3 separate regions of the Mus musculus genome follow, and all the other regions are linked to region 1. Evidence: chromatin loops called from intact Hi-C (ENCODE). Cell type or tissue: gastrocnemius. All regions are shown on one strand.

Evidence for each region. Hi-C counts contacts between places; a loop is a spot of excess contacts. Peaks named below come from ENCODE experiments on the same cell type or tissue, not always from the same donor. Only the 100,000 strongest peaks of a DNase experiment are listed, where the experiment ranks them.
Region 2: it touches region 1 in a loop (2.9-fold over the local background); 13 of 42 quality-filtered maps call a loop at or near these places.
Region 3: a loop joins it to region 1, with 2.8 times the contacts of the local background. A loop is called at or near these places in 16 of 42 quality-filtered maps.

What each region holds. Positions count from the first base shown.
Region 1 is chr19:32,950,361-32,958,360 of GRCm38, reverse strand. No RefSeq gene overlaps it. Among named protein-coding and RNA genes, the nearest start is that of Gm36914, 5.7 kb to the left of the region's middle. In gastrocnemius, a CTCF peak has its summit at 3,920 (motif pointing right); DNase peaks (open chromatin) are centred at 1,299 and 3,860; H3K4me3 peaks cover 786 bases; H3K27ac peaks cover 1,477 bases.
Region 2 is chr19:32,711,542-32,719,541 of GRCm38, reverse strand. Atad1 (ATPase family, AAA domain containing 1) reads left to right here and starts at 7,244. Exons shown (of 10, transcript NM_026487.3): 1 at 7,244-7,276. In gastrocnemius, CTCF peaks have their summits at 1,712, 4,180 (motif pointing left) and 6,713 (motif pointing right); DNase peaks (open chromatin) are centred at 829, 4,168, 6,740 and 7,186; H3K4me3 peaks cover 1,695 bases; H3K27ac peaks cover 1,683 bases.
Region 3 is chr19:33,223,026-33,231,025 of GRCm38, reverse strand. It overlaps the pseudogene Rnls. Among named protein-coding and RNA genes, the nearest start is that of Mir3970, 70 kb to the right of the region's middle. In gastrocnemius, CTCF peaks have their summits at 3,828 (motif pointing right) and 4,777 (motif pointing right); DNase peaks (open chromatin) are centred at 3,826, 6,649 and 7,516; H3K4me3 peaks cover 801 bases; H3K27ac peaks cover 1,751 bases.

The DNA of each region.
Region 1 (8,000 bases):
GCCCACAGCTTTGCACAACTTGCCCTTAGCAAAAATACCAAAGATCGAAGGAAGGGCAGAATCTCCTGCAGGGCATATTCCTCAAGGCTTAAAGGCCCCACCCTCTAAATATTCCATACCTCCTAGGAGCATCAGCCATAGTGATTATCTAAACCATGGCAATCATCTTTAACAAAACTCTGACACTGCACCAGAGAATACTCCACTCTGAGGCCATTCCCCAGGTCCTATCCTTGCTCTCCTATGATTTTCTTGGCAGACAAAATCCAAACTCTTTATCTTCCAGCCCCTGTCAACGTGGCCCTGCACTCTCTCTGCCTGGGTTACAGTGCTACCAACTTCTAGACTACCTCTGTTCTTGCCTTGAATCTTCCGTCTCTGGAGAACTGTCAATTTAACATCGACTTGGATAGCTCTGGGGAAACCAAAAAGGAGGCAGACACAGTACCACAAATAAGCAGTTTTCTCCTCATTTCAGGGGCCACTTCATCACAACCCCTCCATGACCCCGTCTCATATCCAGAATGTGAACTGTCCGTATCGTGACTTTTGGGATGCTGAAGAAGTTTGATCTTTGATCTCGGTTTTTTTTTTTTTTTTTTTTTTTTCTTTTTCACCTGGCCATGTATGTGAGTCTCAATTCCCTAAGGAGATTGTCCGAGTGCGAAGGCAGCTGTGTTGGAAAGGCTTTCTTCTGCTTCCCACAATACATCTGACCTTGTGACAGGCACATAATGGCTGCTTGAGGGTTCCTCATCAAGCTAAATTAAATTGGTTAAAGCAGGTTCTCTGACACAAACAATTCTATGTAACCATTTTTCCCCCTGATCCCTGAATACAGAGCAGTTATTCTGCCAGAGAAAGCCTTAACTTGGAGCTAATTTCACTGGATTTGGGAGGGCCAGAGCCAATCAAGTTGACCCATTTACATTTCTTATTCCACCTCTGCAGGAGGAGCCTGCCTCCTTCCCTTAAGCTTCCTCCACCCCCAGACATCTCAGAACCTAATCACCACCTTCCGAATCCTGCCTGTCAACTTCCACCCCCTCAACCAAACGCACACACCACCTCAAACACGGAACCACAGTCAAATTTTTAAAGTTCAAGAACTGAAAAAGAGGAGCAATTGACTCATTTTCCCTTGATTCAAAGTGCTGAGGATTTTCTAGAACAATTCTGACATCCTTTGTGTGAGTCTTCTCCTGTAGCACAGCAAGCCAAGGGGATCTCGACACGCCGTCCAAGTAAACTGGGTGGGGCTTGGGGGCGGGGATAAACGTACTTCTCACTGCTCTGAGCCCAGGGTCACCTTTCCCCACAGGACTCCGCTATCCTTGCTGCCGGCCGCCTTCCGCTGTACAGTCGGCTTCAGAATCAACTCCAGCCATGATCAATCTTCTGTCACCAGCATAGCTCTGCCTTGGCCAGTGCAAAAGGTGGAGCAATGAATAGTTTTTCTTTTCCTTTCTTTTTTTTCCTCCGTAAATTCCACATTGAGAGAACCTCATGATAATCTCTAATTCGCCCAAGATGGAAAGATATCCCCAATGGAAGGGCAGACAGGCCTTTGGGGCTTTTGACTTTTTATCCCGCAGAGAAAGCTACTCTTTCAACTTTGATGTGGAGACTTTAGCGACTCATCCCCATTTTTTTTCATCGTTTTTCAGAAGACAGCAATGAGAAGACCATGCCCAGCCCTCTGAAAAGCCACCCCCAGCTCCGGCATTTCAGGGTTGTCTCTGGGTTGCTGGAGGACTTTGGAGGACTTTGGGATCCCACTGGCCCTTTTTTTTTTTTTTTTTTTTTTTTTTTTTTTGCAAAAGAGGAAATTCTCTGTAAACCATAATTGCTTTCTAAGGAGAGTGACTCTTAAGAAACTTGAGACCCAGGAAGACTCTGGATATGCAAATGGACCTAGCTAATTGAGGCACAAGGAAGGGTTGAAGGGCTTTAGATAAGTAATAACAAAAAGAGATCCACAGGGGCACCCAACAGAAGAAGAATAGAAGACAAAGAAAAGCCACAGCTAACCAGAAGGGCTTCAGCTTCGTGTATGGGGGAGGGGCAGAATGGCTATGTGAAGGTGTGGACCGTCAAAATAAAAGCCCTGGTATCTGCCTTTCAAATCTGCCATGAAATCTTTTCTACAGACTTCCAGGAATAAGTGGGTCTTATGGGCTTGTGTTGGTGGAACTCGGGGAAGAGGCTGGGTTGTAGGTATGAGTTTAACAGCAGCAAGAGTGCAGCCACAGAGGAAGAAAGTAAGAGTCAGAAGCCAGGATGATTCCCAGAGAACTGTCAAAAGAACTTGGAGAACTGCTGATGTCCTTACCAGCCTGATGGTTCAAGTTCATCTCTCCGGTTGTCAACAGGAAAAAAGACTTTTGTGTGTATGCATGTGTGTATGCATGTATGTACACATATGTGCATGCACACACAGACATGTGCACAAACACACACACACAGAGTTGGCCAAATCCAGGACCAGACACGGGGTATGTCTGGTAGCAACTGACGGGTGCCTCTGGAATGTGAGAGCTCCTCTCTGTAAATGCTGAGTAAATGGAATTTTGGCTTCTGACTGCCAGCGGATTGTCACCATCGATGTAAGAGACAGTTGCTGGATACATCGGGGTGCAGCTGAGAATTTCAAACGCCCCCCCCCCCCCACCCACAGTAAAGAAAGTTGACCAGGAGCATTTCAGCTGATGAGGCACGGGTTTCCCTTGATGGGCCAATGCTTTTAAATAGAATATTTGGAAGTGTCCAAAAACTGAAGGTCCTCAAAGATGGCAGCTGGGTTTCTTTATAGTTACAGCCTCTGTTAACACTATTAAAGAGTGTGTGGACGAGCCCTGGGAAAACTAGTGCAGGAAAGAGAGTGGGAAAGATGAAGGAAAGTCCCTAATTCCTGGGAACCAAGATATAATCCCAGAGAAGAAGGGATGCACCTGATCTGGGTTTCTTGTCACTAGAACAAAACACTGTGATCAAACACAACTCAGGGAAGAAAGCGTTGAATTGGCTCACACTTCCAGGACACAGTCAGTCACTGAGGGATGGATGTCAAGGCAGGAGTGTTCCAGACTGACTTATTCTCTGGCTCCAGCTTAACCTGTTTCCTTATACAACCCCAAATCAACTGCCTAGGTATGGGACTGTTCATGGTAGCCCTATATCAGTTAGCAGTCCAGATGGCACTTATCAGACATGTCCACAAACCTGCCTGATAAAGACAATTACTCAACTCAACTGTCCCTACACCCCAGGTGACCATAGACAATGTCATGTTAACATGCTAACTAGGATACCAACTACGCAGGCACGCCCCTCCTTGGCAAAAGAGACATTCCACGCAACCTCTTGGTTGCCTTGGTGTCAAAAGACCCCAAAGTTTTCCCCTTTCCATGTTCTCTGTCTTTGTTATTTGTTTCTTCCTGTGCATTTTGTAAATGCCCAATAAAAGCCAGACACTCGACTGCATGGACTGCATGTCAGGGGTCAGAGATGAAACAGACAGGACAGCCTGACTGTCCTGGACTTCATACGAACAGCTTCTGAGCAAGGTGCAAGAACGAGGTTGTGTCAGATCCTGCCAAGAGGGTGATGCCTGAAGTAAAAGATCCAGGATGAGAAGGGGTTGGGATAGGGACTGCTTAGTAGCCTGTGGCTGATGAAGGAAGCAGAATGGGAGCAGTGGGTCAAAGCCAACCTAGAGAAACTGCTGGAGAAGACACCTGGAACGGAATGGCCAGTGGATGAAGCTGGGGATGCAGGCCAGCAGGAGGGCCATCAGCTCCCATGGGCCCTGAAAGCCACAACGGGCAGTCATCAGATGCATCAGGAGCCTCCCTCCATGAGCAGAAGGAAGCCATTCCTTCAAGAAGGCAGAAGAAGCAATGCATACTGAAAAAGTCCACCAGAGGGCTCTGTAGGGAGAGTCCCACCCTCTCCTCTCTCCTCCCACAGCTGACACTTCTCCTGTTGGAACATAGAAGCATTGTTTCCCTCTGAACAAAAGCGTCTTTAGCAAACAACCACTGTACTTTAATGAAAGGAAAAGAACCAATAGCCACCAGTACAATAGAGGAGCCCAGATGAAAGACGAAGCTGCCATCCTGATGGTTTAGCAGAGAGTGTATCACCCCTAAGCTCCCCAGATCCCCCATCTGCAAAGCCTATGCTCAGCCCAACTGACATGGTCACCCTCCTTTCCAAGGAGGCAATCTGAGGTAGTTGCCCAGACTACAGGCCAAATGCCAGCTCTTCAAGGGGGCACACTAGCCCAGAAAGCAATGGCTTTAGGTGATTAAAAAAACAAACAAACAAAAACCTTATAGGATGCTGTGGTGTGAACGTAGGAGTGGGAGAGTGGGAGGTGAAGTGAAAGAGCAACAGGGTTTTCTATTTTTGGCCAAGACTGTCTTGTAGGAATTACACTTATTATATTTAAGCATCATTAAATAGAGACAAGAATCGTTCCTGCCTAGCACACCCTAGAAATGTGTGATCACAAAGGAGGAGATTGGCTGAGGTCAGAAGGAAAGGGTTGGAGAACTACTCAGTGTATCAGCTACGTTTTCGAGAGACCTACAGAGCCTGCGAGGACACTCCCAGGAATGAGAGGCAGGAAGGGTTATCCTCTATCTTCAAAGTATTTGAAGCTCTCGTTGGCCTGGGATGCTCTAGCCTGCTAGAGTTCTTTTCCATCTGCTGGAATTAGCCGGTTCTCCTAGGTACTCAAATCATAAACAGAGATTACGAACTAAAAGGGGAACTTGGTGAACTCCAGCCCAAGTGTCATCAACATCCTATGTCCTCCACCTGCTGCTTCCTCCCAGCCACGGAGCCTGACACCTGCCCAGCCCTCAGCAAATGCTTATATGAAGTTTGACAAGGAAACAGGAAGCGCAGCACAGGAAGCCATGGAGCTCAGAGAACAGTGTGTGCAGGGAGAGAGCCAGAGGGAAAGGCAGTGAATGAGAGCTCTCTGAGCTGCATCTGCGCACACAGACACCCCCCCTCCCCCACCCCCATACACTCAACCGCCATTAAGGACACTCTGTTAAACGGATTGGTTCTTTCCTCTCGAATGAGGTAGGAGTCAGAATCTTAGTCCCTTTTGCCTCAAATCCCTCCCCTTTTCCTAGATGGTGCCTGCAACCTCTGAGGACCTCAAATTACAAATTTCAAAACACAGGTTCCAAAGTTCCAAGCACACCTGTTCACAGGAAGCCAGCGATGGGTGGAGCCTTGGCAGGTTCTAACACCTGAGCTTGAGGAGGTCTCTGTCTGTGGAAAGGTTAGGAAGAACCCTTGACTCTGAGAGCAACTGGGCAAAAGCTTGAGTGGACCCTGTCCTGTGAGGCAGAAGGATGCACTTCGGGAGACTGTGTTCTGGCTCACCTTTGTATCAGCTTCGCTCACCAGAACTAAAGCTTGGACCTCCCTTAGAGCTGCTCTCCACAGCTGGAGCACGCTATGAGCAGGTCGTGAAGCACGGAATCAGAACAGCTGTTCTTATGCTTTTTTTTAGCATCTTGTGTTAACCATGCTGTGACTAGAGTTTAAAGACTCGCGGCAGGGCAGGGATAGGCAAGGGTGAATAGTGAAGAAATATGGGGATACGTATTATCATGGTAAGAAGCATGGCAGCACAAAGGTAGACGTGCTGCTGGAGAAGTAGCTGAGAATTCTACATCTGAATTGGCAGGCAGCAGAAAGAGAATGAGTCACAATACACTGAGCCTGGTTTCAGCATCCAAAACCTCAAAGCCTGCCCCTAATGACACACTTCCTTCAACATGGCCACACCTCCTAATAGTATCATTCCCTATGGGGCTATGGGGGCCATTTTAATTTAAAACATCACACTTACCTCTGTTACTATCTCAGGATAATTGATAGTAATCATGATAATAATGATTGCCACCCTAGTAGGTATGAAATGGTACCTCATTGTGCCTTTGACTTACATTTCTCAGATAGCTCAATGTTGAGTCTTGACCATTTGTGTATATAAGAGGGGATTAATCCATAGTCTCCTGATGCTGCACAGGCAGTCTTGAAATCACACTCCTCCTGCCTCAGCCCCCTCTGAGTGCTGGGATTATAGGTATGTGACACCACACTCAGCTTCATTTGTACATTTTTCAGGAGAAATATTTACTATAATGGTTCGGCCGGTTTTAATTGGTTATTGTCCTTCAATGTTGTATTAAAGGTTCTTGACTTATTCTGAGTACTAGACTTCTCTCAGATAATTAGATTGGCAGATATTATCTCCCATGCTATGAGTCTGCACTTTCTTGACAGTCCCTGAAATACAAAATTTAAGTTTTGATGAAATCTAGTTTATTTTAGTTTTTATTTTTTTGATTTTTCAAGACAGGGTTTCTCTGTATAGCCCTGGCTGTCCTGGAACTCACTTTGTAGACCAGGCTGGCCACGAACTCAGAAATCTGCCTGCCTCTGCCTCCCAAGTGCTGGGATTAAAGGCGTGGGCCACCACGCCCGGTTTATAATTGTTTTTACTTTAAGTACTGTATCTAATATTACCCATTTTAAGGCATGTTAGTACAAAGATTTACAGGTATTTTTAAGAAGTAGGTTTTTATTTTTTTATTAGAGATTTTTTTAAGAGTCATTTGTTTGTTTGTTTTATGTATACAAATACTCTGTAGCTGTCTTTAAACACATCATAAGAGGGCATCAGTTCCCATTACAGATGGCTGTGAGCCACCATGTGGTTGTTGAGAATTGAACTCAGAACCTCTGGAAGAGCAGTCAGTGCTCTTAACTGCTGAGTCATCTCTCTAGCCCTAAAAGATTTACATTTTTGATGTTGTTTTCTTCCTCAAGAGTTCATAATTTTAGCTCTTGTGTCCAGGTCTTTGACCAAATTGAAGTTAATTATTTTTCTGTGAAGTGAAATATCACTATCAACAGTCTAGCCATGGCAAAAATAATCAATAGTCTGAGGTATTGTAGCAATCAGGAACATGGTGATTCAACTGTCCAAGAGTGTCACCACTTCTATACAGGTGATTCTATTTAGGGTATATAATAGGAGGTTGTCAACTTCTTAACATACATAGAAATCTGCTTACGGTGGCTTAACTTCACAGATACCCCACAACACAGAGCCAGAGCTCCAAGCAATTCCCCTCAATGCTGATGGCTCACACTGTAGTTTATTTGTATGTGTGTAGCCTACCCCTCTCCCTTGAGTACCACATCTCCACATGGCCCTGGGATATGGGTACCCAGTTCCAGCATCTCCCAATCAAGGTCACCTAGTCTTTCCCCTCCTCCAGTCAGCTCAGACTCCAACTTCCCCTTCTCTGCTGCAGCGCAATTCTTCCCCTCACCCAGGCACAATGTCCTCAGCACTTCTTCTTCCCCTCTCCACTCCTCCCCCAACATCTAATCAGTTTTACATAACTGTTCCTTTGCCCTGGCCACCTGTCAGTGACCTGCTTGGCCCAAGCTCCCCCTCCATTCTGAGACCTTTCCATTCTTCATCTTCTAACTTACCAGAGCACAAGACCTACCAGCTGCAAGAGCAGTCTCTAAAATTCACTCTCTGCCTCAGGAAAGCTCAATGTCTCACAAATTTGATGATTCCTCGAATTTGTTATAATAGGAAAATAATTTCAAGGTCGGGAATCCAAGGCTAACCTGCTCTAACTCCAACCAGCCCTTGGATCTCTTCTTTCTGCTCTCTCTAAAGTCTGTTCTCTGCACTTCTGGGCTTCCAGTCTTCACAGATTTTTCTGTTATCATTTAAGAAAGATGGTGCTGCTGAGCCTCCAAAACCCGCCCCACGGATGGTCAACTAGTGAAGCTCCCAACAGCCTCCCACGTGATTTTATGTGACATTTACTTCATTATTCATAGTGCATAGTACAGTGTCTTGAGCAAGCACACCCTTAGTAGATGTGTATCACAGTTGGCACTGAGCCCACCAACAACAGTGTGGCTGAATCACTTAGGGAACT
Region 2 (8,000 bases), 240 kb after region 1:
ATAGTCCAAGTAGTAAGAGAAACTTTCTATGAGCCAAACAGGCTAAAACAATTCCTATCCAGAGACCAGCCCTAAATAAAACCTCAAAAGCAAAATTCCAGACTGAAGAGAGTAATAAGCATAACTGAGGGATGGTAGAAAAGAAAAAAAAAAGTTATAATTATGGGAACACAAAGAAACTCTTAGAACATGGATGGCAACAACAATAACCACCACAATGACTGCAATCGGCATACACTTCTCAATAATAACTTTAAATATTAATGTTTTAATTATTCAATCAAAAGACATAGGCCTGCTGAATGGGTCAAGATACCAAGTCCATCTATCTGCTGTCTATAAGAAACTCAGCTTTAGGGGCTGGAGAGATGGCAATTAAGAACACTGATCGCTCTTCTGAAGGTCCTGGGTTCAAATCCCAGCAACCACATGGTGGCTCACAACCATCCGTAACGAGATCTGACACCCTCTTCTGGAGTGTCTGAAGACAGCTGCAGTGTACTTACATATAATAAATAAATAAATCTTAAAAAGAAAAAAAGAAACTCAGCTTTAAAGATAGGTGCCACTTTAAAATTAAGGATGGGAAAAAGTCCTCCAACCCAACGGGACCAGGAAACGATCAGGAATTGCTCTCCTAGTATATAATAAAACAAACATTATTTGTTTTATTAGCAACAAATTGTAGAGAGGGTATGAGGAAAAGGGAACCCCATTTAGTATTAGTGATATGACAAACTGGTATGGCCACTCTGAAAATAAATGTGGCTAGAAGTAAATCTACCATCTGACCCATCTACACCACTTCTTGGCATTGGCCCAGAGGACCTGGCATCCTATCCCACAGAAACTTGCTCAGCTGTGTTCATCACAATAGCTAGGAAATGGAAACAACCTAAATGCCCTTCAACTGACGAATGGGCAATGGAAAGGTGGTCCATATACACAATGGAGTACTATTTAGCTGTAGGTAAAATGAAATCTGGAGGTAAATGGACGGAACTTGAAAAGATCCTATTGAGTAAAGTAATCCGGACTCAGACAGATGTCTGATGTTTCTCTCATCTGTGGCTCCTAACTCCAAAACTTCAGATGTGACTACATAACTTGAAGTAACTGCAGAAGCCATTGAAATGAAAAAGGACCAGGGTGGGCTTTGTTAATAGGGAGGAAGGAGGGGGATCCATACAGAAAGAGAGGGAAGGAGGAAGATAAAAGAATAATAAAGATTTCGGAAAAAGCCATAAAAAAATCATACTATTTTTAACCTAAAATTACACTTAATACACATAAGTCTATATACAGATATAAATATGTAGATTAGATATAAATATAGATATAGGTATAGGTATAGCTTAAATAAAACTTTCCCAACTGAGCTGACAATGCTCCAGTAAAACCCACAAAATATCCATCAAAACCCTCAATACCAGGCATAAGAAACCCTAGACTTGGGGTTGGAGAGATGGCTCAGAGCCTTTGGAAGAGCACTGACTGCTCTTCCAAAGGTCCTGAGTTCAAATCCCAGCAACCACATGGTGGCTCACAACCATCCGTAATGAGATCTGATGCCCTTTTCTGGAGTGTCTGAGGACAGCTACAGTGTAATTACTTACTTAAATAAATAAAATAAAAAAAAAAAAAAAGGAAGCCCTAGACTCCCAAAACATTACATGGCGTTTTTGTTATCTTAGGTTGCCTCCTAGAGGTTGAAAATTAAGTCCTATTGCTGAAGACACCAAGAGTCCAAGACACTGAGGATCCAAGCTGGAACTGAGGACTGGCTTTCCTGACACCAGAAGACAGGCCTTATGCAAGCTTCCAAGGGACAAGTCAGGCAGTGGAGGCACGGGTTTAATCCCAACACTTGAGAGACAGAGGTAGGCAGATCTCTGTGAGTTGGGAGCCAGCCTGGTCTATAGAGTGACTTCTAGGACAGCCAGGCCTACACAGAGAAACCTTGTCTTGAAAAACTTTAGGGCGGGGGAGGGTATAGGGGACTTTCGGGATAGCATTTGAAATGTAAATGAAGAAAATATCTAGTAAAAAATTGAACAAAAAAAGAAAATAAAAAATTTCCAAGGGGAAAGAAGCAATAGTCCTATCAAGCTGTGATGTCTATGAACTACAAAACAACCAGCAAGGCACAGTAACTCTTTTTAAAAATTTTTTTATTAGATATTTTCTTTATTTACATTTCAAATGCTATCCAGAAAGTCCCTTATACCACCCCCCCCCCACCCTGCTCCCCTACCCATTTACTCCCACTTCTTGGCCCCGGCATTCCCCTGTACTGGGGCATATAAAGTTTGCAAGACCAAGGGGCCTCTATTCCCTATGATGGCTGACTAGGCCATCTTCTGCTACATATGCAGGTAGACACACGAGGTCTGGGGGTACTGATTAGTTCATATTGTTGTTCCTCCTATAGGGTTGCAGACCCTTTCAACTCCTTGGGTACTTTCTCTGGCTCCTCCATTGGGGGCCCTGTGTTCCATCCTATAGATGACTGTAAGCATCCAGTTCTGTATTTGCCAGGCACTGGCATAGCCTCACAAGAGACAGCTATATCAGGGTCCTTTCAGCAAAATCTTGCTGGCATATGCAATAGTGTCTGTGATTGGTGGCTGATTATGGGATGAACCCCTGGGTAGGGCAGTCTCTGGATGGTCCATCCTTTTGTCTTAGCTCCAAACTTTGTCTCTGTAACTCCTTCCATGGATATTTTATTCCCTATTCTAGGGAGGAATGAAGTATCCAAGCGTTGGTCTTCCTTCTTGATTTTCTTGTGTTTTACAAATTGTATCTTGGGTATTCTAGGTTTCTGGGCTAATATCTACTTATCAGTGAGTGCATATCAAGTGTCTTCTTTTGTGATTAGGTTACCTCCATAAGGATGATATCCTCCAGATATATCCATTTGTCTAAGAATTTCATAAATTCATTGTTTTTAATAGCTGAATAGTACTTCACTGTGTAAATGTACCACATTTTCTGTATCCATTCCTCTGTTGAGGGACAAAGCTGGAAGGCACAGTACTTCTTAGTATGGTAGTGGCATCCATACCTTGGTGGCATCCAATCAAGTCTAATTGGACTTAAGGACCCTCTATTGATTTTTTTTTTAACTTCTGGGAAGGGACCTGTGGTTTGCAGAAAGCCAGCAATTTGATATTAAAAAAAAATATTACTCTCTTATACATTACATCCCTCCACTCTTCCCAATCCCTCTCTCCTCCAGAACTATTCCTCCTCCTCTTCATCGTCCTCGTCATCCTTGTCTTCCTCCCCCTCCTTGCCCTCTTTGTCCTCCTCCTCCTCCATTTCCCTTTAGAAAATAACAGGCTGTCAGGCAGTGGTGCGCATGCCTTTAACCCCAGCACTTGGGAGGCAGAGGCAGGTGGATTTCTGAGTTCGAGGCCAGCCTGGTCTACAGAGTGAGTTCCAGGACAGCCAGGGCTACACAGAGAAACCCTGTCTCAAAAAACAAACACACACAAAAAAACCAAAACAACAACAACAACAAAATAAAATAAAATAAAATAACAGGCTTACCAGGAGTATCAGCCAAACATGGCTTAACACATTACAATAAGGCTAGGCACATCATTCCAAGGTTGGATGAGGCAACCCAGTAGGAGGCAAAGGGTCCCAGGAGAAGATGAGTCAGACACCTCTCACCACCACTGTCAGGACTACCACAAGAATGCCAAGTTACATAGCTATAACATATATGCATAGGACCTAGCTCAGACCCATACAGCATCCATGTTTGTCACTTCAGTCTCTCTTAGTCCCTATGAGCCCTGCCTAGTTGATTCTGTGGGCCATGCTCTCATGGTATCCTCAACCCCTCTGTTTCCTATGATCCTTGCCCCATCCCTTCTGGGATTTCCCTGAGCTCTGCTTAATATTTGCTGTGGGTCTCTGCATCTGCTCCCATCAGTTGCTGGATGAAGCCTCTCTGATGGTAATTGAGTTAGTTAGTAATCTATGAACATGCAGAATATCATTAGGAACTATCTCAGAGATGTGTTTTTGGTCGTCGTCTCCTCCTCCTCCTTCTCTTCCTCTTCTTTTTTTGCCAGTCTGGCTTTGGTTCTATCCTAGGTCTCTGGGCTGTCCAGCCTCTGGTTCCTGGCCATCTGCGGGCAGTTGTTAGGCTTGAGCTCCATCTTGTGGTGACATGGGTGGCAAGTTGGCCACTCCCACATGTTCTACACCACCATTCTCCTAGAATGTGTTTCAGGGCAGGACAAATTGTAAGTTGAAGGTTTTGTGACTGTGTTGGTGTCCCAGTACCACTACCAGGTTACAGAAGATGGCTGGTTTAGGCTCTGGGTCCCCCATTACCAGGAGTCTTCACTAGGATCACCCTCGTAGATTCCAGGGAGTTTCCACTGCAGTAGGTTTCTGTATCACACTGCTAGTTGCCCCCAAATTCCAGTTATCTCTCCCAGTACCGCCTCCCACCCCCCCCCCCCCCCCCCCGTCTGATCCTTCCTGTTCTCATCCTCTCCTTCCCCCAGTCTGTTCACAGAATCTATTTTACCTTTCCAGGTAGATGCATGGGACCCAACCCCCTGATCTCTGCTTATCACCTTGCCTCTCTGGGCCTGTGGATTATAGCATGGTTATCTTTTACAAACAGGTAATTCCTGCTTATAAGTGAGTACATACCATGTTTGTCTTCCTGGGTCTGGGTTAGCTCACTCAGGATAATTTTTTTTTTCCTAGTTCCATCCATATGCCTGCAAATTCCATGGTGTCATTTTTCAAACAGCTCAGTAATACTTCATTGTGTAAATGTACCACATTTTCTTTTTTTAAGATTTTATTTATTTTATGTATGTGAGTACACAGTCACTGTCCTCAGACACTATAGAAGATGGCATCGGATCCCATTACAGCATTACAGATGGTTGTGAGCCACCATGTGGGTACTGGGAATTGAACTCAGGACCTCTGTTAGAGCAGTCAGTGCTCCTAAAGGCTGAGCCATCTCTCCAGCCTGTACCACATTTTCTTTATCCATTCTAATGTTGAGAGACATCTAGTTTGTTTCCAGTTTCTGGCTCTGATGAGCAAAGTTGCTATGGACACAGTTGGTCAATTGTCCTTGTGGTAGGATGGAGTGTCCTTTGGGCAGTAATTTGATTTTTTTTTTTTTTTTTCGAGACAGGGTTTCTCTGTGTAGCTCTGGCTGTCCTGGAACTCACTCTGTAGACCAGGCTGGCCTGGAACTCACTCTGTAGACCAGGCTGGCCTCAAACTCAGAAATCCGCCTGCCTCTGCTTCCCAAGTGTTAGAATTAAAGGCATGCGCCACCACCACCTGGCAGTAATGTGATCTTTTAAGGCCCAGATGCAAGAAATTTCCTAAATTAAAACATTGGGTACAGCAGAGATAGGCAATCCACTGGAAAGGAAAGAAGCAGCCACATTTATCTTGATCATTTGTACTATCTTATAAACCTCCCATGTCCCCAAGCTTAGACCAGAAGTGTTATCACCTATCTTTACTTAATAAACCCACTTTGTCTTAACTCTTTGTGTGTGTTGTTGTTGTTGTTGTTGATCATGATGATGCATAGCCAAGGATCTGACTTTACCTGAGGGGAGGACCCAGTGACAGTGATGGTGGTACTGTCAACGAACAGAACTGACAAGGTCTAGAAGCTACTAGGAATACTTGTGAGGGATTCTCTTGACTAGGCTAACTGATAGGCTCATTCTAAACTTGGGCAGCCCAGATATTGGCCTACACATAAGGGAATCCCAGGGATTTGTATTCAGTTTGCTTGCTTTGTCACGTGCTGGTGAGTTACCTAGTGTTTCTGCCATTGTTGATGTTGCTGCCTCTGGCCTCATCCACTGAGATCAGAATCCAGGTTCTTCCACAGACTAAAGACTAGTCGTGGCTCTCCAGGAATCCTTAAAGCCTTGTGGTCTTGTTGGACTGCTGAGGCATGTTACCTCCAGCACTGCGAAGCTACCAGGACAGCCATTGTTGGACCATTCAAGACTGTGCTGGGTAAACCAGTCTAAAATTAAAACAAAAAAACCAAACTCTTTTTAATATTGATTCATTCCATCTATTGTGTTCTTCTATCGAACTCCAGTAAAGTCCTTTAACAAGGAACTTTCCAGGCTCTGGCAGCACTTCTGGGCTGTGTCTCTCCACAGCTATTAACAACATCATTTACTAATATAACTGTCAGCAGAGGGAGGAAGCAGTGTGTTACTTATGTGGTCCAGGGTATAAAGCAATCCTCCTTGCATAGCCACCCCAAATGCTAGGAAAACAGGCATGTGACACCAATCCCAGCTTGGCTGTAGAATTCTTTAGCCTTAAAAGATAATCCTGAAAACAGAGCGAAACAAACTGCCTCCTCCAGGAATATAAAAAGGTCTTAAGAAGTCTGTCTTATTCCTTCATAGTCCCACTGCCTTTATTTGAAGTGATGATGCTCCTTTTGTTTATGGGCAGTGTGTCTACTTATTCTTGTTCCTTAGTAGTGTATATACATTCAGAAGGGGCTGGCTTTCAGATACGGTTCCTTGGAATCTTGGTGTCACGTCCCTCACTTCGCAAGAGGAAGGGGTTAAAAAAAAAAGTCATCAATATGCAAAACCTGTCACCAGATGCCCTATTCTGACCCAACTGCCAGACCTCCCTGGTCTGCCTGGCTGCTCAAGCGTTCAGTGGATTCTCAGGCGCCGCCTCCAGGTGTCATCAGTACAGAGATGGGGGAGGAGGGTGAGCTCACCCTAGAAACCGAAAGGCAGATGGTGAGGCCATGCGCGTCTGAGCAGCATCATGAGGACTTGCTGCGGGGATGGGGGGTGGTGGTGGTGGTGGAAGTTTATCAAACCAGGGAAGCATTTCTTTGCCTTCTGTAAAAGGCTCCTCTGTCAGGGTTGCGTACAGCTCCAGAGTAGCAAGGGATTTCATGTGTCAAGCGTCTTTCCCAATTCAGTTTCTGAGTCTCTCAAGTTGAACTCAGAGCCCTTTGGGGAGCACCCTGTTCATCCTATCTACCTTTCTGAATGTTATCGGCCCAGCGGGTACTAAGGTGTAGGTTGGGGAAAGTAGCTCGCCCCGCACTGCGTCGCCATGCCTTGGCTGGCACGCCACCGGCTCGGCAGGGATCGCGCATGCTCCGTGCGGTGGGGGGCGGGGCTCCAGCCCCCGGAAGCGTTCTCTCCCCGGCCGCGTTTCTTTCCTGTGCGAGGCCGGGCTACGGCTCTCCCATCGTCTCTGGTCCTGCCTCTGGGTGAGTAGCGGGTTCCCGCGGGGCCGGGCCAGGTGCGTCCCCCATCCCTCCCGGTCCCCCAGGGCCTGGCGCTCACCTGGGGAGACCAGCCCGGTAGTCACCTGCCTCCGCGTCGGTCACACTTGAGCGCCGCCCCGGATCCAGCGGATTAACCTCCAAGGGCGTCCGGGGCCTCGCCTTGGCGCCCGGCCGGGCGCGAGCCCTCAGGTCTCAGCGCTGGCGGGAGACTCCGGCTGCCCGCAAGGACATCTCTTGTAGGCGGCCTGGTCATTGGAGGATCGGGGGCGCTCAGGGCGACCTCAGGGCTAGGCTTGTAAGAAGGCGGCTGGAAGGAGCCGGTCCGCTCGTGCCGGCCCCTCTCCTCCTCCCTCTTTGTGCAAAGGCGGAGGTGTTTCTTCAGTGCTGGCCATGCTTTCCCAGAACATGCTGATGTTAATAATGACCTGCCCTCTCCGCGAAGCCTGGCAGGAATTCATTGTCACAGTCTGCGACTGTAGGGCCTTGATAGGCACAGAATTGCTGGGACTTTGAGTTGAGAGACCATTTGGAGCACACTGCAGTGACTTAGGGAATACTGCAGTAAAAACGTTAGTAGTTGCTCAGAGATAGGGTATCCACACTGAAACCAGAGCTAAACAGGAAAAGATTTAAAATGATATGCGTTTAAAGATAATTCTGAATTAACACCGGTCTAGTGGTGTTTCTTAGTGATATACAGCAATGT
Region 3 (8,000 bases), 270 kb before region 1:
ATGAGATTTGAACATAAATCACTAGATATGCATCATTCAGTTATCCTTAAAACTTCAAGAACACTGTGCTAAAGCCATCCCTATGTAGTCATCCTCTCTGTGTTTAGGGATCCCAGGGAAGAAACATTTTCAATTTTCCAGGTGCCAGGAAGTTTTTTTATCTAAGCCTAACTATATTTCTTCCTCAGTGATGTTAGCTCTGATTCTACCCAGCTGACTGAAACAGCTCCTTATCTTCATCTGGATAATATTTCTCTGCCTATTTGAAGATTGTTATTACAGTGTCCCTCTGCTCTAGCAGTCAGTTGGCCACGTGATTTTAGTTTTCCTAGCGTTGCCTAATTTGTAACTCAGAATGTTCATATGCCTTTCAGATGTTCCCCAAGTAGATGGCATGAGCAATAAATTACCAAATAATAAACAGAGTAGAATTTGGCCAGGGCTGCACCCAGTGTCTGGGTCACCTCAGGTTTCCCTTGCTGCAGTGATCTGAACACCTGGTTACTATGTTTGTTTGTGTTGGCCATAGTTTACTACTTGTGTGTGTGCGCGCAATGGTATACTCTTTAGACCGTCCCCATAATGCTTGAGCCATGTTTTCCCATCTTTAAATTTAAATTTCTTAATTTTTATTAATTAACTTTAATCAAACTAAATTTGACTGTAAGGATACACATAGTAGAAGGGGAACACCAACTCTGATCTCCACATGTGTGCTGTGGCACATGCGCGTGCACACACACACACACCATATACAATAGTAGCAATAATGATGATGATGATGATGATGGTGGTGGTGGTGGTGGTGATTATGATGTAGTACAGTTTCCCTAGGCTTATAGTTAGCATCTTAATGGTATATTTGTATACCAGTTCACTTTGGGTTTATATTAACTTTAATATTATACAAACTCTTTCCTCCTGTTTATTCTCTGCCCCTTCCCTGGTGCTTTTATGGTCATACAAACCACACATTTAATATGTTATATACATACCAATGTAAATTTATATTTATTGCTTTATGAACCTGTCTTTTAAATATGATAATTACAAATATACCTATACTTTCTTTTTAGGATTTATTTTATTTTTATGTTGAAGGCTACACTAGGGAGCTGCTGCAAGAATTATTTTACTTTTAATTATGTGTATGTCGGGGGGGTTATTAGGTACCTGGGGGCAGGTGTCATAGAGGCCTGATCACTCTCGAGCTGACATGATAGAATTATAGGCCATTGTGAGCCACCTGGTAGACGCGCTGGTAATCAACCTCGGGACTTCAAGAACAGCACACACTCTTAACTTGTGAGCCGTCTTTTCAGTTCCCTAGTTATGCCTTCTTTTTTATTTACCTACAGTTTATATTTGCTAGTGGGTAGTGGTAAAAATAACTGTGTTTGTTGTTGTTGTTGTTGTTGTTGTTGTTGTTGTTCCTTTTAGCCTCAACTTACTGTCCCTCATCCTTTCATATGTACCTAAAGAATTCTTTTAGTATTGTTTGCAAGGCTGGCCTACTGCCAATGAACTGCCTCTTAGTTCTATTAATCTAAATGTGTCTTGGTCTCGTCCTCACCTTGAAAGATAGTTTTACTGGACATAGCTTTCTTAGTTGGTATGTTTTTATTATTTTTATTTCACCGTTTTAAGTATTTTAACTATTCTGTTCCCACAGCTTCTGAGGGGAAGCCGGTGAGGAACTTTGAGCATAAGCCACTTTTCCTTTGGTCCACCAAGATTCTCTTTATCTTTAGCTCTTGGTAGATAGAGTACAGTGTGTCTACACGTGAACCTCTGCATATTGATTTCACAAACTGCCAGTTTTCACTACATTTAGAAAGTTTCTGCTATTACTTCATCCATTCTCCCTGCTCCCCTAGCTCTCCTATCCTTCCGCGACTTCCTTTCAGACAGACTAGACTGTATTCCCTGACTCTTGAGACGCTGTTCAGCCCCCTTTGTTGGCTCTTTCTTATCCTCAGCATCCGTGATGCTAACTGGCCTTCCCTGGAGTTGACCGCTTGCTCTGTCTGTAGAACTACCCGGATCTGCTACCGAGGCCTTTAGTGAACTTTTCATGCCTCTTACTTCGCATCTCAGCTCTAGACTTTATATTTGACCTTTAAATAATTTCTCTATGCTTATCTCTACTTATGGAGAAACTGCTCTCATATTTTCTTCACGTGTGGTTACATTTAGCTCTTTGAACATAAGAACAGAGATTTAAGTCTCTATCTAGTCCCTACCTACATCCTGACTCCTTTAGGGTAGTTGTATTGACTGCTTTCATATTGATGGTGCAGTGTTTTAATTTTCTGAGAATAGTCACTAATTTTGTTGAACAGTACAATTAAAATAATATCACATGGAGGGAGACTCTTGACATTTGAGCATCTCACTGCAGCACGGCTAATGTTTCTGTTGGTGACGATTACTTCATTCTAGCTGTCACTATCACAGGTAGCCACCATGGTCTCTGATACTTAACTTAGCATTCAGCTAGTGATTGGACCAGGAGCTCACTAATGACACAGTACTTTCCAAGGAGTTCTATGTGCATTTGGAGAACACCCTGAACACTCCATGTCAGAAGGAAAATTTGCTTTAGCCTTCCTTTTCTGCTTTCATAGGGCCATAAGATAAGGCAAAACAAAGTTTTGGATTCTCTCTGAGGACTCACACAACAGTAGGTGTGTGCTCACCTCCGTATTTAACAGGTGCCCATGCCATCTTGCCCCACGTTTTCCTGTAACCTTTGCAAAGCCCTGATGTGCATCAGTCAGCACTGCCCACCTCAGGTAGCTGTGATGTTAATCTCTGTGCATCCTTTCTACAGTTGATTGGAATTCATCTCCATGGGGAACAGTGACAGTCAGTGAGTTCTGAGTCAACGCATACAGGCAGTGCTGTGCGTGGTATGTTCTCAGGGAGCCATCAAGCAGGTCAGAAGATGACAGTTCTATGGGAATGGAGCTTAAGAGTCCTCGCTTTGTTCTACTATTCATGACTGTAGGAAGGCAGTTTTCAGGGTTATTATAAAGCTGGAGATGGAGTGCTGATAATAAAACAGTAGAAATCCACCACCACTCCCAGGTTTATTCATACTCACAAATACTCATCTGTGTTCTGTGATCAATACTCTCCTAACTGCTGCAAGCCTCCAGTTCCCTGTAAGGGTTCTGAGAAGTCCCTTCTGGCCATTTTGTTTGTTGTGGGTTGGGTTTGGGTTTGTTTTCAGTAGTTGATTGCTCCATGCAAGAAAAGTGTCTAGCATTTGTCTCTGCTGGTTTCCTTCATTGTTGTGTATTATAGCAAGCATTTTGACAACAATCTTTACTGTACTAAAATGAAATTCATTGATAATATTACCAAGGCAAACAGACATTCTCAGAAGGATTGCTGTAATTTGTCTAATTGTAAAGAAAGAAAGAGGTCAGCCCCGTTTGTGGGCTTGCTTTGAATTTCGACATTCCAAATGACATGGCTACAGTTGTGTCTTCCAGAGCCCTCCAGACCCATCTGTGGGCAGAGATCCTGACGCTAGCATTCTCAGAATGCTAGTGCTACTACAGAAACAATGTGCATTCTGCCCTCACTTTATGTCAGATTCGCATTCCTTAAAAAAAATAACTGGAAAGTAATTGGATTTGTGTTTGTCTGTTTTGCCTTGATGTAAAACTGAATTTGGTCCTGGTCACAAGGCATTGCAGACAGGTTTTTTGACTGTGTAAATAATTGTTGGAGCAGCAGCACAGTGCGGAACTTCCCTTTGGATAGCTCCCTCCTGAGACCAGCCCCTCACACCTGGCCCTTAGAATCTTTCCAAACTCCCGCTAGGGGGCAGTACTACTCTTTGAGAGATTTAGATCGGCCTGCTGTACAGGAGCCCTGGGTCCTTTTGTTTTTTGTTTGTTTTGTTTTCTCTTTTTCTTGTCTTTTAATTTGGGGTGCACCAAACCCAAAGATTCAATTGTAATGCAATCAGCTGGTTGAATGCATCTGTACTATATCCATAGCTTATTTCTACTGTCTGACTTTTAGGAAATTTTAAAACAATCACTAAATAATTTGAGGACATGTTGATAGATATTTAAATACTCATTTGTCTTCTTTTCAATTTTTTTTTTACTGCATTGAAATAAACAAATATGGAAACTAATCTACTCCGATAAATGTTACTTCCCTCTGTCTTAAGACCATGGTTGCTTAAAGAACAGCCCTGACATCTTCCAGGGGTTGGATCGCCCAAAAGTCTGATTTCTTTTTAAGCAGGATCTCGTTTGGTGTGTAATCCAGATTGCCTAAAAGAAAAAAAAAAAAAACAAGAAAGAAAAGAAAGAAAGGAAAGAAGAAAGAAGGAAAGGAAAGGAAAGGAAAGGAAAGGAAAGGAAAGGAAAGGAAGAATGACATGGCTCTACAAAGAAGTACTGAAGTCGTGACCTGGTGCACAGAACCAGTTTTGAAAGCCTTGCCATTCTGTCAGCTGCATCAGCTCTAGTGGGGATATAATGACACAAGTCCTGCTTATTCTTGGTGAGCCACAGCCAACTCTTGCTCCTCTGTTCTGATCATGTTTGTAAATATAGCTATGAGTGTTGTAGTTACCATCATCTTTAATCTGACCTTTGATATAATACCTAGTCAGTCAGCATTGCAAAGTAATATAAATCCCATGGCTCCTGTGTTTCATTCTAAATACATAAAAGGATAAACAGATAAGGGAAGATGGAAGGAGGGAAAGAGGGCGCGAGGGACAGAGCTAGGGAAGAAAGGAAAGAAGGAAGAAAAATTTTAATTCCACCAGAGGGCATCGTGACAATTTTCACTTGCAAAAGAAAATGTAATGGGGCAGCTAAAAAATTTCCAAAATTGGAATGTTGAAATAAATGGGCATAATTAAAGCAACAATACTTTGACCAAGGCGTTGGCTCAATTATGACTTTAAAATCCCAATAGGTTGATGCATTTTGCTAAGGATATGTTTATCCCTCAGAGACACAATTTGGGCAAATAAAAAAAAAGTTGACAACTTATATGACCAGTGGGTGGTACCTATGCATTGTTACCATGCCCCAGGCCTAGGTCTAAACAAGATTTTCCTCCCCCCACTTTCAGAAATTATGTTAGGAATTTCACAGAACTTTCTAAATGATGGTAGCTTATTAGCAATCATGACTTTGAAAAGAATTACAGAACAACAGACTGTCCTACAGGAGCCCTGTCCCTAGTTGTTGGTAGAGAGGTGTCATGGAACACCAAACATGCTAAAGCTCTGGTTGCTCATTCATTCATTCATTCATTCATTCAACACAGCTATCAAGCACCCACTAAGCACTATGCACTACTTTCCTGGGTGGTGTGTGAAATCCTAGGTTTTAACTTCATAGAGCTTCATAGTAAAGAGACATATAAAAGGAGGGCTAAGCAGTCAAATAAAAACAATCTTTTCAGTTGAGAAATCACAGGAAGTCAATAAAAAGAATTCATATAAGAAAATAACAGGGAACTTAGATCAGCTTGTAGGAAAAGCCACGTGAGCCTGAAGTCTGATGACATGAAGACAAGAACAGCACTGGAGAGAGAGGTTCTGCTCTAGAGCCACAAAGGAGGCCACCATGTGTCGAGCAATATGCCCTGGGCATAGGCACTTACAGTGAACTCAGGCTGGGCCCTGCTAGAACCCTTGAATGTCATTTTTAGTGTAATGTTTAAGCATTTGACATATTCCAGAGAATTGACTGGGCGGGAAGAAGATGAAGTTAGGGAAGCGAGGGTATAAACACAAAACCACAGCTGGAGCAATGAACTGAAACCCCAGTCGAACAGTACAGTGGCTCCGAGGAGAGTATGGCGGCCAGCGATATGGCATAAGCACCTGGCTTCAGGGTTTTAGAAGTGACAGCTACAGGCCTTACAGAGGCATCGCATATGGGAAGAAAGTTGAAACAAAAATGATCTGCGCATTTATAGCTGAACAACTGGGGGACAGATGATTATGCTGTTGTTGGCACTGTGAGCCATCCCGGGTAAATAAATGATTGCACTGAGCACTCAAGATGCAAGCCTCCTTTCTACCACACTAGCCGTTCTTCCTAATGTGCATGGAGATATTTCTTGAGCGATGATTTCAACCTCTGTGTAGCAAAGGGCAGTGAGCCCTACGCCCTTTCTGCATCTCCCACTAAACTGTAGCTGATGTGGCTGCTGGTGGTCTTTTCTGTGATCAGAGGATTAGCTCAATTCCTCAGGATAACTCCAAATTATTCTCTCCAGAGACTCTGTGGTGTCAACAGCCCTGGATTAGAGACCGGTGACCTCAGCTTTTTTCTTACTCGCTGTGTAACCTGGGGAATGTCATTTCACTTCTGCAATCCTTGAAGGTCCTTCTGAAGACAGTGTCAGTAATTTCAGGGAGCCTAGTTTGTAAAAACTGTAAGCAGCTACATAAATAGTGATTCTTGTTCTCATTGTCGTCTCAGCTGCCACCTTTGTTACAAATAACCTGTCATTCATTTTGCCCTGTTCGCTTCCCTTTGCTTCTTGCCTGCTTCTTCTACCTCCTGTCCTTTCTGCCAGATAAATTTGCTTCCCTGCAAAAGGCTGATTATTTGGAGACATCATCACTAGCCAATCAGAGCTCAGCATTCCGGCTGGCTGGTAAGCCAATCAGATGCAAGCTCCAGGTCTTCTTTCAGTGTTGCTAGGGTTTCAGGTCTACTTCTAAAAACTGGCTTGCTTGCTGCTGGTTCATTCTGTCCTTCTCTCCCTCCATCCCCCCCCCCCCCCCCATCCCCTTGCTCTCCAAACCCTTCCCTTTCCCTCCTCCCCTCTTTTGGGTTTGGAGCAATTCCAAATGCTTAAGCCTTCCGGAAGTTTGGGTTATTATGAATAAGCAAGGTTTAACTGTGTATTTTTTCCCTTGAGAAACAGGACAGCTATTCCACATTCGATTTTGAAAGCATGTGTTTTAGCAGCTTAATGTCCCTTGGCTCCATAAAACAGAATTTCGTTGTGTTTAAGAGAATTTTTTTGGTGCAGAGTGACTTTTATTCAGATGACTAGAAGATAAACTGGCATAGAACTTGGCAGTGACGTGTCCTGTCACTTGAACCTCATTGGGCTAACACAGCGAATTCTAAGTATGTCAAAACTCATCCAGTTTAACTGATGATGGAAGATAATATCTGATAGCACCTCAGATATTAGTTCTATCTTGAACTTTCAGTGCTGGGATTAGTGGTGAAAATCACTGGTCAGTAGTGATGGGGACTCTCACTTTATTGCTAATGGGTATCCCTTCCATCACATCTGGCTCATCTGTGGACCCATGGGTCTTCTTTAAATGCTCTCTAGTAGGGCGTGTGAAGATGCCCTAAACACAAACTGGCTCTGTGCTCTGAAAGCTTAGGGGCGATGCCGGATTGAGAAGGAAAACAACAGCAACACAAGTTCTGTCTTTCTCATAACCTTTGCTACTGACTTAAAAACTGGAACAGCATAAGGATTCGCAGTGTAAAATGACCCAAGACAGGTGGCGCAAAGCCAGAAGTCTGTCAGAAGCAGCTTAGGAAAGCTTAATGATTCACAAAGGAGTCGCTGCCTTCAGGCTCTGACCTTTAGAACTAACCAGCTTTAAGCTTTTGGTTCTGGCCCTTCAAGTCACTTGTATCAAAGAAAAAGGTACTCCCTTAAAGACATTACCATCCATCCATTCAAAAAGAAAAAAAATAGAAGAGAAAAGGTGTCAGCACCAGCGACTCTGTTCTCAGATAACATGGTCTTAGTCCTAAAGACAGTATTAATTGCATTAATTGCTTAAATACATTTTTTTTTTTTGGTTAGCTTTTAGGGAAGGCCTTGGTGTTACTGCATATCCTGCAGGTGAAATGTATGAAATTTGGTTAACATGGTAACGGCTCTAAAAATACCTAGGCTACAGTTTAACCACAGAGTTTCCTCCTTAACGTAAAAGAGCCGCTGTCATGAGGTGTACGAAAGTGCAA